Regions from separate parts of the Homo sapiens genome. Here region 1 is linked to region 2. A link is a contact called in ENCODE Hi-C or POLR2A ChIA-PET data. All regions are on one chromosome and are shown on one strand. The core of a region is the stretch at or near the end of the contact, and the rest is flanking DNA. Distances in the headings are between cores, read along the strand shown. Region 1 overlaps CDYL (chromodomain Y like). Region 2 has its middle 150 kb from the start of ECI2-DT.

What was found. Hi-C counts contacts between places; a loop is a spot of excess contacts on that map. ChIA-PET counts read pairs that join two places held with the same protein, here RNA polymerase II (POLR2A). Pooled maps may share reads with other maps.
Region 1: a map of spleen shows a loop between it and region 2 (3-fold over the local background). The contact joins two enhancer-like sites. A Hi-C loop is called at or near these places in 3 of 168 maps with a recorded cell type or tissue (B cell, Caco-2 and spleen), 26 of 37 single-sample maps with no recorded cell type and 14 of 50 pooled maps. POLR2A ChIA-PET finds 5 or more read pairs at or near these places in 1 of 52 experiments (H1).

What each region holds. Positions count from the first base shown.
Region 1 is chr6:4,929,148-4,933,423 of GRCh38, forward strand. All of the region lies in intron 2 of CDYL (chromodomain Y like), which reads left to right. Among named protein-coding and RNA genes, the nearest start is that of LYRM4-AS1, 73 kb to the right of the region's middle. RefSeq lists an enhancer at 2,990-3,708. Within about 2 kb of position 2,529, at least 4 of the 41 ENCODE cell types and tissues checked have a DNase peak (open chromatin) inside an H3K27ac peak, as active enhancers do.
Region 2 is chr6:4,279,318-4,283,683 of GRCh38, forward strand. No RefSeq gene overlaps it. Among named protein-coding and RNA genes, the nearest start is that of ECI2-DT, 150 kb to the left of the region's middle. Within about 2 kb of position 2,539, at least 5 of the 41 ENCODE cell types and tissues checked have a DNase peak (open chromatin) inside an H3K27ac peak, as active enhancers do.

The DNA.
Region 1 (4,276 bases), core at 1,279-3,778, 650 kb after region 2:
TTTTATCTAGAAATGTGTTTGTTTCTCCTCTGTTTTTGAAGGACATTTATGCTGCATTTGTGCTGTGTATATAGGTTGGCTTTTTTTTTTCTCTTCATACACTTCAAAGGTGCCATTCCATTTTCTTCTGTCTTGTATACTTTCTGAATGTAAGTATTGAGTTGATCTGTTATTCTATCTGTAATCTTTTTGTTCTCATGTTATCAGCAGATGATAATAGGCCTTAGTTTGGGGTTTGTGTGTATTTATCATAGTTAGTATTTTTTAAGCTTCTTGAATCTGTCAGCTTCTGGTTTTTATCAAATATGGAAAACTTTCCACTATTATTTCTGCAAATGTTTTACTTACACACACACACACACACACACACACACACACATACATACACACCCCTTCTCTGAGACTCAAATTACACATATGCTAGACTGCTTAATATTGTCCTACAGGGCACTCAGGTTCATCGTTTTTTCTGTTTCTTCTCCTGTCTATTGCTGTGCCTTCAGGTTCTCTGATCTTTTTAGTATCTAATTGGTTCAACATATTCAATGAAATTTTTATTCCTAGTCTTTCATTTCTGCATTATGTTCATGTTTTTCTTTAAATGCTTGAGCACATTGAGATTATAACAGTTTTGAAGATGTTCTTTTCTCGTAATACCATCATCTCTCATTTTTAGTCTTTATTAACTGATTTTATCTTAGTCACTGGTCCTATTTTCCCACTTTTTTGCTTATCTAGTAATGGTTGGTTGATGAACATTGTGATTTACATTTTGGGGTGCTGGATTTTGTTGTATGCTTTTTTAAAGTGTTAGATTTGTTCTGGCAGGAAATTGTTAGTTGTATATCAGTTTGATCCTTTCACAGCTTACTTTGAAGCTTTGTTAGTGAAATTTTAAGTATTCTTTATTCTAGAGCTAGATTAGTTCCACTGCTGATATGTGCCTGATCTGGGGTCTCTCTACTGAATGCCTCATGTATTTGATGAAATCTCTGCTCTGGCTGATTAGGACTTCCGGCCCTAGGCAGACTTGAGATTATTCAGTTTATAGGTCTCTGGTAATTGTTCTTTCCTCAAAAGTTGTTCACTGCCCAGCCTTGTGGAATTTCTCCCTGTGCATGCTCAGATTGGTTCAGCAAAGACTCAAAGGGATCCCCTAGGCTCTCTGGAACTTTTTATCTATGTAGCTTCCTCCTTTTCCATATCATGTCTCACAAATTACAGCCTCCTGGGCCTCCCCCAAGTCATCTGTTCTAAGACAGCATTTTTGCCAGCTATGTCTGGGTTTCCCATCCCTGCACCTGCACTGTGGCAGCTGCTTTCGGTGGAAAGGCGGGTGGACTGTTAGGCTCACCATGTTTGTCTCCTTTCACTCTGGGAACATTGCCCTGCACAGCCTGTGGTCCAGTGCCTGCAAACAGTTGTTATGTCTATTTTATTCAGTTTCCTAGCTATCAGTGGCAGGTGAAGAAGTACAGACGCTGTTCTCTTTAGGTGGGAAGAGGGTGTCACAAGTCATTGTTAGAGACTTGCAGTTTTTGAAGCAGTGATATTTAACAGATTTGCCATATGTATTTGAGGATATCCTTTTTGCTCTTGAACATATTAAAAGAAAATCAATTACTGCAAGAGATACTAAAATAGGTTTCTTTCCTAGTCGAATGTTATGTTAATAAATCCTAGGAAAGCCTTGGTACTCTGAATCCAAATCCGTAAGGAACTCTCAGTTCACAGAGGCAACTTGTACTCCCGTGTCAACGATGAGAGTCATCGTTCCAGGGGAGTCGCACTAATTTCCACAGTTTGGGGTGAGGGGGGCGGTTTTTTTCTGAATCTCAGTGTTTACCATTTGTTTAGTCATTAGCAGCTACTTCTGCTCTGAAGTGTGGAGCTTACCATCCCTGGCTTGGGTTGAGGTAATGAGCTGTGTGACACTTGGCCAGTCACTTAGCTACTTGTCTCTAAATTGAGGGATCTGGACTAAAGAGACTTGAAGACCCTTTCCATGAGTTTACTGAGTAAACATGTACTGAGTGTTGTATGCACTGGGGATGGGTGGATAAGACAGGCGAGGACCCTGCTCTTACACAGCTTGGTGGAGTACATCGATGATACTGTAAATAAAAATACAATGAGAAAGAAATAACTTTCATGGGTGCTTTGAAGGAAATAAACCAGGGTGATATGAAGTGCTGATGGCAGGGACCAGCATTAGGATGGGAGGCCCAAGAAGGCTTGTCTGAGATGCTGAAATTTGAGCTGCCGTCCAGATGAGCAGAAGAAACTGGCCATTTGAATTCCAGGTCATAGGCGTTCTAGGCAGAGGGAAGAACACATGCAAAGGTCCTGAGATGGGCACAACCCTGGGTGACATGAGAACCCCGGGTGATGTGAGAACACTGTGGCATGATTGTCTTGAGTAGGGGGCATATGTGATGATCAGGGTCCTAGTCAGTGCTGGCAGCCTGTGACTCCAAGACTCGATCCTGCTGTGAATACTTCTCTACCTAAATAGTGCAAAGTTCAGTGTCACATGCCCTACTCAGATGAGTAACAGGGAGTGCCAGGAATTACATTGGGGTGGGGTGTGGTCGCTGAAGCTCCAACAAGATCACAGAGTCTGAAATGAGCAGGGACCTCACTGGCACGAGGAGCCAACACAGTTTTAACTCAGGAGTCTGAAGGCCAAGTTCAGTAGTCTTGGTCAGCGTGAGCCAAAATGAATCCATTTTTAAATTAGCAGAACCACGGATAGTTCGTAGGGACTATCGCCTCAAAGAAAATGCTGAAGCTGTTTCTGAGACTCACGTATAAAGGCTGCATGGGCTCCATGGCCTAGAAATGTTGCTTCGGTGGAAGGAAGCCACCAGGAAAACTGCTGGGAGAGTTTAAGGAATGTGTGACCTTTACGTAGAGAAAGGAAAGACCCAGTGAAAGCAAGAGCATTCCAGAGGTGGGGAGAGTGGACCTGAAGCCAGCCAGCTTTGCCCTGGTGGGAGGCAGGTTTCTTAGCCATTTGGGCTGCCTTAACAAAATACCATCAACTGGGTGGCTTGTAAATACACAACAGAATTATTGTGTTAATTATCCTCATAATTCTGGAGAGAACCCTAAGATCAGGGTGCCAGCAGGTTCAGGGTCTGCTGAGGGCTCACTTCCTGGTTCACAAATAGCACCTTTCTGCAGCATCATCACAGGGCAGAAGAGCCAGGGGGTGTCGGCCCTCATTTATAAGGGCACTCATCCCATTCATGAGGGCCCCACCCCCATGACCTAATCACCCCCCAAAGGCCCCACCTCCTCAGACCATCACCTTGTGGGTGAGGATTTCCCCACGGGAATTTGGGTGAGACACAGGCATTTGGGCCATGGCACCAGGCCTTCCCTGTGTTGCCAGGATGCTGCTTTTTGTGCTTGGATATAGCAGCAATTGAAAAATCCAGCTCAGGTTGAGGAACTCTTAAAGACCCAGGAGCTCTCACTTGGCATTACCAGCTGCTGGCATGTGTAGTCTGAAGGAACCCCCTTCTTAGAATGCCCAGAGTCTCCACGTCTGTCTCCTGTCCCAACATGCCAGCACCGTGTCACGTAGCCTCTGCCTGCATCTGCACAGCATTGTTTCTGGTGTGGTCTCTTTTTAGGCAGGGAAATCATTGCTGTCGGCTGTCACCTAAGTGGCAATGTCATCTCACCTGCACTTTTAACAACTGCTGTGCCCACGTGTGTTTTTATTGATCGATTTTTAGTTGTCTTTCATTGTGTCCTGTGGTCTGGCTTCCACTCTTCACGCCATAGTGAAGCATTGCCCATGCTTACGAGTGGCCTCTCATTTCTCCCTGCGTCGCCTCTTCTGCATTCTCCTCCACCTCTGTAACACCTGCCCCTGCAGACACATCCTCACTGCTGTGGCCTGCTCTCCTTCCTTTGAGGAAACCAGTTATTATTGCCTTCCTGCTTCTCTGCTGCCTCCTGGCTCTGCCTGCGCCCCTCCCCAGCACTTCCCAGCTGGCTTCAGCAGGCTCACTCTCTGTCTCAGTCTTCCCCTGGGAGCTCATACTGTCAGTTCAGCCATTTCTGGCACCAACCCCAAGTACCTCTCTCCAACCCTGACTTCCCTCCCCTGATCTAGATGTGCACTTTGGGCTATGCACATCTCCACCTGGATGCTCACCCTGGAGGAGCAAGCATCTCTCCCTCGCCTCCTCCCTCAGCAACTCCAGGCTGCCCTGTGGAAGCCCCTCTTCCGCTCCCCCAGGCTCACATGTTTAGAGTCATC
Region 2 (4,366 bases), core at 1,289-3,788:
ATTCTTTCTTCATTGGGTTTCCTGGGAACCCTTGTCAAAAACCAATTAACTATAAATATATGATTTTATTTCTGGACTCTCAATACATGTCTATCCTTATGGCAGTACTGCACTGTCTTGGTTAGTGTAGATTTGTCATACATTTTGAAATTGGAAAGTTTGTGTCTTTCAACTTTGTTTTTTTTCAAGACTGTTTTGGCTATTCTGGGTCCCGTGTATTTCTATATAAATTTTATGATCAGTTTGTCAATTTAGACAAAAGAGGCGGCAGGAATTTTCATAAGGATTGCATTGAATCTGTAGATCAACTTAAGGAGTATTGCCATGTTAATGTTATTGTCTTCTAGAGTGTTATTCTTAAAAAAACAAGACAAATCACTGATTTCAACAGTTACTCAACTTCCATTTGCAACAGTTTAGTTTTTCTGCAATGTAAGTCACTCCTATTTACTCCAGCTACATTAAAAAATGGAATGCTTCACCTTGTCTGTAAATTATCTTCTTTGTACCAGATGAGCTCAACTATATTTCCTTATGAGACCTTAACGATTCCATTTTACTAGGGTTATTAGGTGTAGGTACTATATGAATTTCACTAAAAGATGAAGAAATCAGCTGGCCATGGTGGCTCACGCCTATAATCCCAGCACTTCGGGAGGCTGAGGCCGGTGGATCACCTGAGGTCAGGAGTTCGTGACTAGCCTGGCTAACATGGTGAAATCCCATCTCTACTAAAAATACAAAAATTAGCCAGGTGTCGTGGCATGCACATGTAATCCCAGCTACTTAGGAGGCTGAGGCAGGAGAATCACTTGAACCCAGGAGGCGGCGGTTGCAATGAGCCGAGATTGCGCCATTGCAGTCCAGCCTGAGTAACAAGAGTGAAATTTCATCTCAAAAAAAAAAAAAAAAAAAAAAGATGAAGAAGTCAAGGCAAAAAAACTAACATTCAAGCAATTACCTCACTTGCCACAGAAGAACAGCTAGATCTGTGATGAGAATGAAAGACTGTAGTTCCCACAGTACTGTGCTCTCCCGAGGAATTAGGAAGAGCTGGTTTCCCATCCCAACTGCTTGTTCTCCGTTCCCCTGTCTTAGTGTGGAATTTTGAAAAAGTACTTAATTTCTCTGAATCTGTTTTTTTATCTTCATTACGGTGGTGTGATCCAGGTGACCAAGTGACCTCGTGGGCCTGTGTCTGTAATATGACACACTCATTTTTAATGACAAATTATAGTTACCAAAGCTACACCCTCCCCAGCCTGGCTTCCAGAAACCCTCTTCACAGTGTCCCCTATTTGTTCTGAGTCTCAAAAGAGTGTCTCCTGTGCGCAGAGCCAGTCTGTTAGCTGCAGTCGTCTGCTCCATCACATCACTCCCGTTGACTCTCCTGCACCTGTTCCCCACCTCCACCCACCTTGTTTCTGCAGGGCCACAAGGAGTGCTTGTCATTGCATTGCCAAAACCAGGCAAGGTTGTTGTTTTGGGATTCATTCAAAGCTCCCTGTCCTATGGGCACCAGAGCAGGGCTGTTTCTATGCAGACAAGAAGAATAGTCTCCTCCACTCCAAATGCAGCAAGCAAGTCTGCCCAGCCCTGGAGTCCTTGACTCATACTTGAAGAATCCTATCAGCGTCATGCCCTTGTATTCCTGGCCATACTCCAGCTGGTGGAAGCCCTTAGAGGGGGGAAACATAGCATTCCATCACCACCTTCTCCCCATCACCTAGCCTGCTCCTCTCTCCCAGGTCACCACATAGAAGCTTGGATTAATGCAAGCCCACCAAAAGAAAACTGGCATGGGGCAAGGGGTGGGGGACCGTGTGTGGATCTTACCAGCAGCAGCTGGTGCCTGCTCTGGGGGCAAACATGAGGTCTCTGATGATTTAAAATGATACCTACCCCGGGAGGTGGCGTGAGATTAACTGAAATAATGCAAGGCAAGTCCTGGCACCAAAGACATTCCCCCCAGGGTTTCAAAATGTCAAAGATGATGAGGTCCCTTCTCTGGTAAAGGGTGCATTTATTTTCCAAATACTTCTCACTGCCTCAACGGAAATTTGCCTGGGCCTGTGGTTCCAGGGAACACTGTTTGGGGCAACCCCGTTTTCTTCCCGTGGACATGTGTGGCTCCATTCGAGTCCAGGAGGCAGACCAAACGCAGGGTCAGAATCGCTGCCTCGTATGCTCACCTGGACAGGCACTGGGAGATGAAGGACCATCTGTCTCTCGGTCCATGGTTTGGTCCAGCTGGTGCAAGAACCCCAGGTGCCGAAGGCGTTGCAGCCACCCTCCCCTGCCCACATGCCTGGGCGTCTCCGAACACTCCCCTTGGCGTCCACCACAAATAGAAGATTGTTTCATCCACCCATGCAAGGTCTTTCCCAGGACTCCTCCTACCCAGAAACCCAGGTGGTTCTCAGGGAGCTGCGCCAATCCCTCTGGCTGCACCCCGCAGACCCTGCCCACGCTCCAGCGCCACGTCCTCCGCAAGCGCGGTGATATGGCTCATCCTTCCCTTCTCGCCTTTCTCACAGCCCAGGTGCTGCACCCAGGCAGTCTGACGAAGCTGTTCCCGCTCCCAATCTGGCCAGACACGGCTCTGCGTAATTGCGCTCTGCGGTCCACCTGCTCCCCCGCGGCAGTCCCCCAGCTCCGCAGCAGGTGGGGCCGCCGCACAACCTCGCAGGCCCAGTGAGACATAGGAAACGCCAAACTGGGTTACGTAAGTGGGTTAGGCAGGTGGCGGGCGAGGTGCGTTCTACAGGAAAGTTGTGAATCAGGAGTCTGGCAACGTGAATTCTCAGTTCTCCTTTTGGTTTCATTACAACAAGCAGCTATTGGATGTCTGGTGTGTTCGCAGAAGTGTGATAGATGACTCCGTGTCGGAATACAGAAGCAGAGGGAGGGCTCTGGGAACAAAGCCCTGAGGATGAGACGCAGTCCTCAAACTCGACAGTTCACAGTCCGCAGGGGAGCAGACGTGGGAGCAATAATACAGCACATTACCACACATATAATAGTGAAAAATGTATGCAAGGTGTGGGGGGAGGGGGTGGATGGAGCGGGGAGGGGGGTGGATGGAGCAGGGAGGGGGAAAGAGAGCGATTCTTTCTGGAGTCAGTAAAGTCTCCAGGGACGCTCAACCTGAGTTTTGAAGAACAGATACAATTTTGCAAGGTGGCCAAGAGCATAGAAGAACGTTCTTGTTAGAGGAAACCAGAGTCGGGGGGTTTGGTGCCCTCCCATAATCTCCTCAACACCCTTCAAAGCTACCCTAAATAAGCATTCTAAGCATAAATAGCTAGTTTGCTATGTGAAATGTGAACTCCATGTCAAGACAAATCTGTACTGTCCTTTTCAATCCTACATACTAGCTTGAGCTGACACTCAGGGAGAGGTGTGGGTTGGGGCTTTGGGGACAAAGGACTGAGTAGTTCTGGAACTACAACAGGGGCAGACAAGACCATAAAGGACTTTGGAGGTCATGCTTAAGGACTTAAGCTTTATCTTGTAGGCTGGAGCTTGCAAGCTGGTGGCCATGAGATGACCTTTTTTTTTTTTTTTTTAAACCCTACGTACTTGTTTTGTTTAATTCTTATAAAGTTTTAAAAGTCAGTACCTTTCTGGCATCTCTTGGAAAAATCGGAGGGTTTGATGTCACTGGACTCACCATCCTGCCATAAGCTGGCTCCAGGTTGTAGCTGCTTCCTGGAAACCAGGCACCAGCTTGCCCTTTGTCTCAGTCCCTGCCATTCCCTCAGGCTTCCTGGGATCCTGTCTGGGCTCTGCAGGGGTCTCAGTCCCTGGAGGCAACAGGGACACACTTATCACTTGTCAGCACAGTCCAACGGTAAGATCTGGGCTGGTAACATGGTGAGGTGATTGAATTTGAAAGGAAGGGATGGAAGCAGGGAAACATGTCAGTCAGCCTTAGAGAGGAGAGTCCAGATTCAAGTAAAGTGGGAAACCTGTCCCTCCACTCCCCACCCGTGCACGTGCAGGTACACTCAGGCACACACTCTGAGTACAGCAAGACTGCTCTCTCTTCTTCAACTCTTTGAGTTCTTAGTTTCTTAAGATTTCTTTACCCTGTCAAGAATCACTCATGTTTAATTAAGACCACTTTCTTTTGAGAATAGGAGGGAAGTACAAATACCATTTTTTTGTAGGCCTGCTTCTCCCTTCTGCCCTCACCCTTAGAGATGGAGCTGGGTTTTGGCCCAAGGAGAACTTCAAATCTTGGACCATCAATTTTCCGACTCTAAAGGACCCCTCGCAGGATTAAGCTGCATACTTTTCGAGTATCTCTAGTATTCATCCCCCAAAGAACCAGTGCAATATTCTTCCCCTGCTAAGGAAAAAT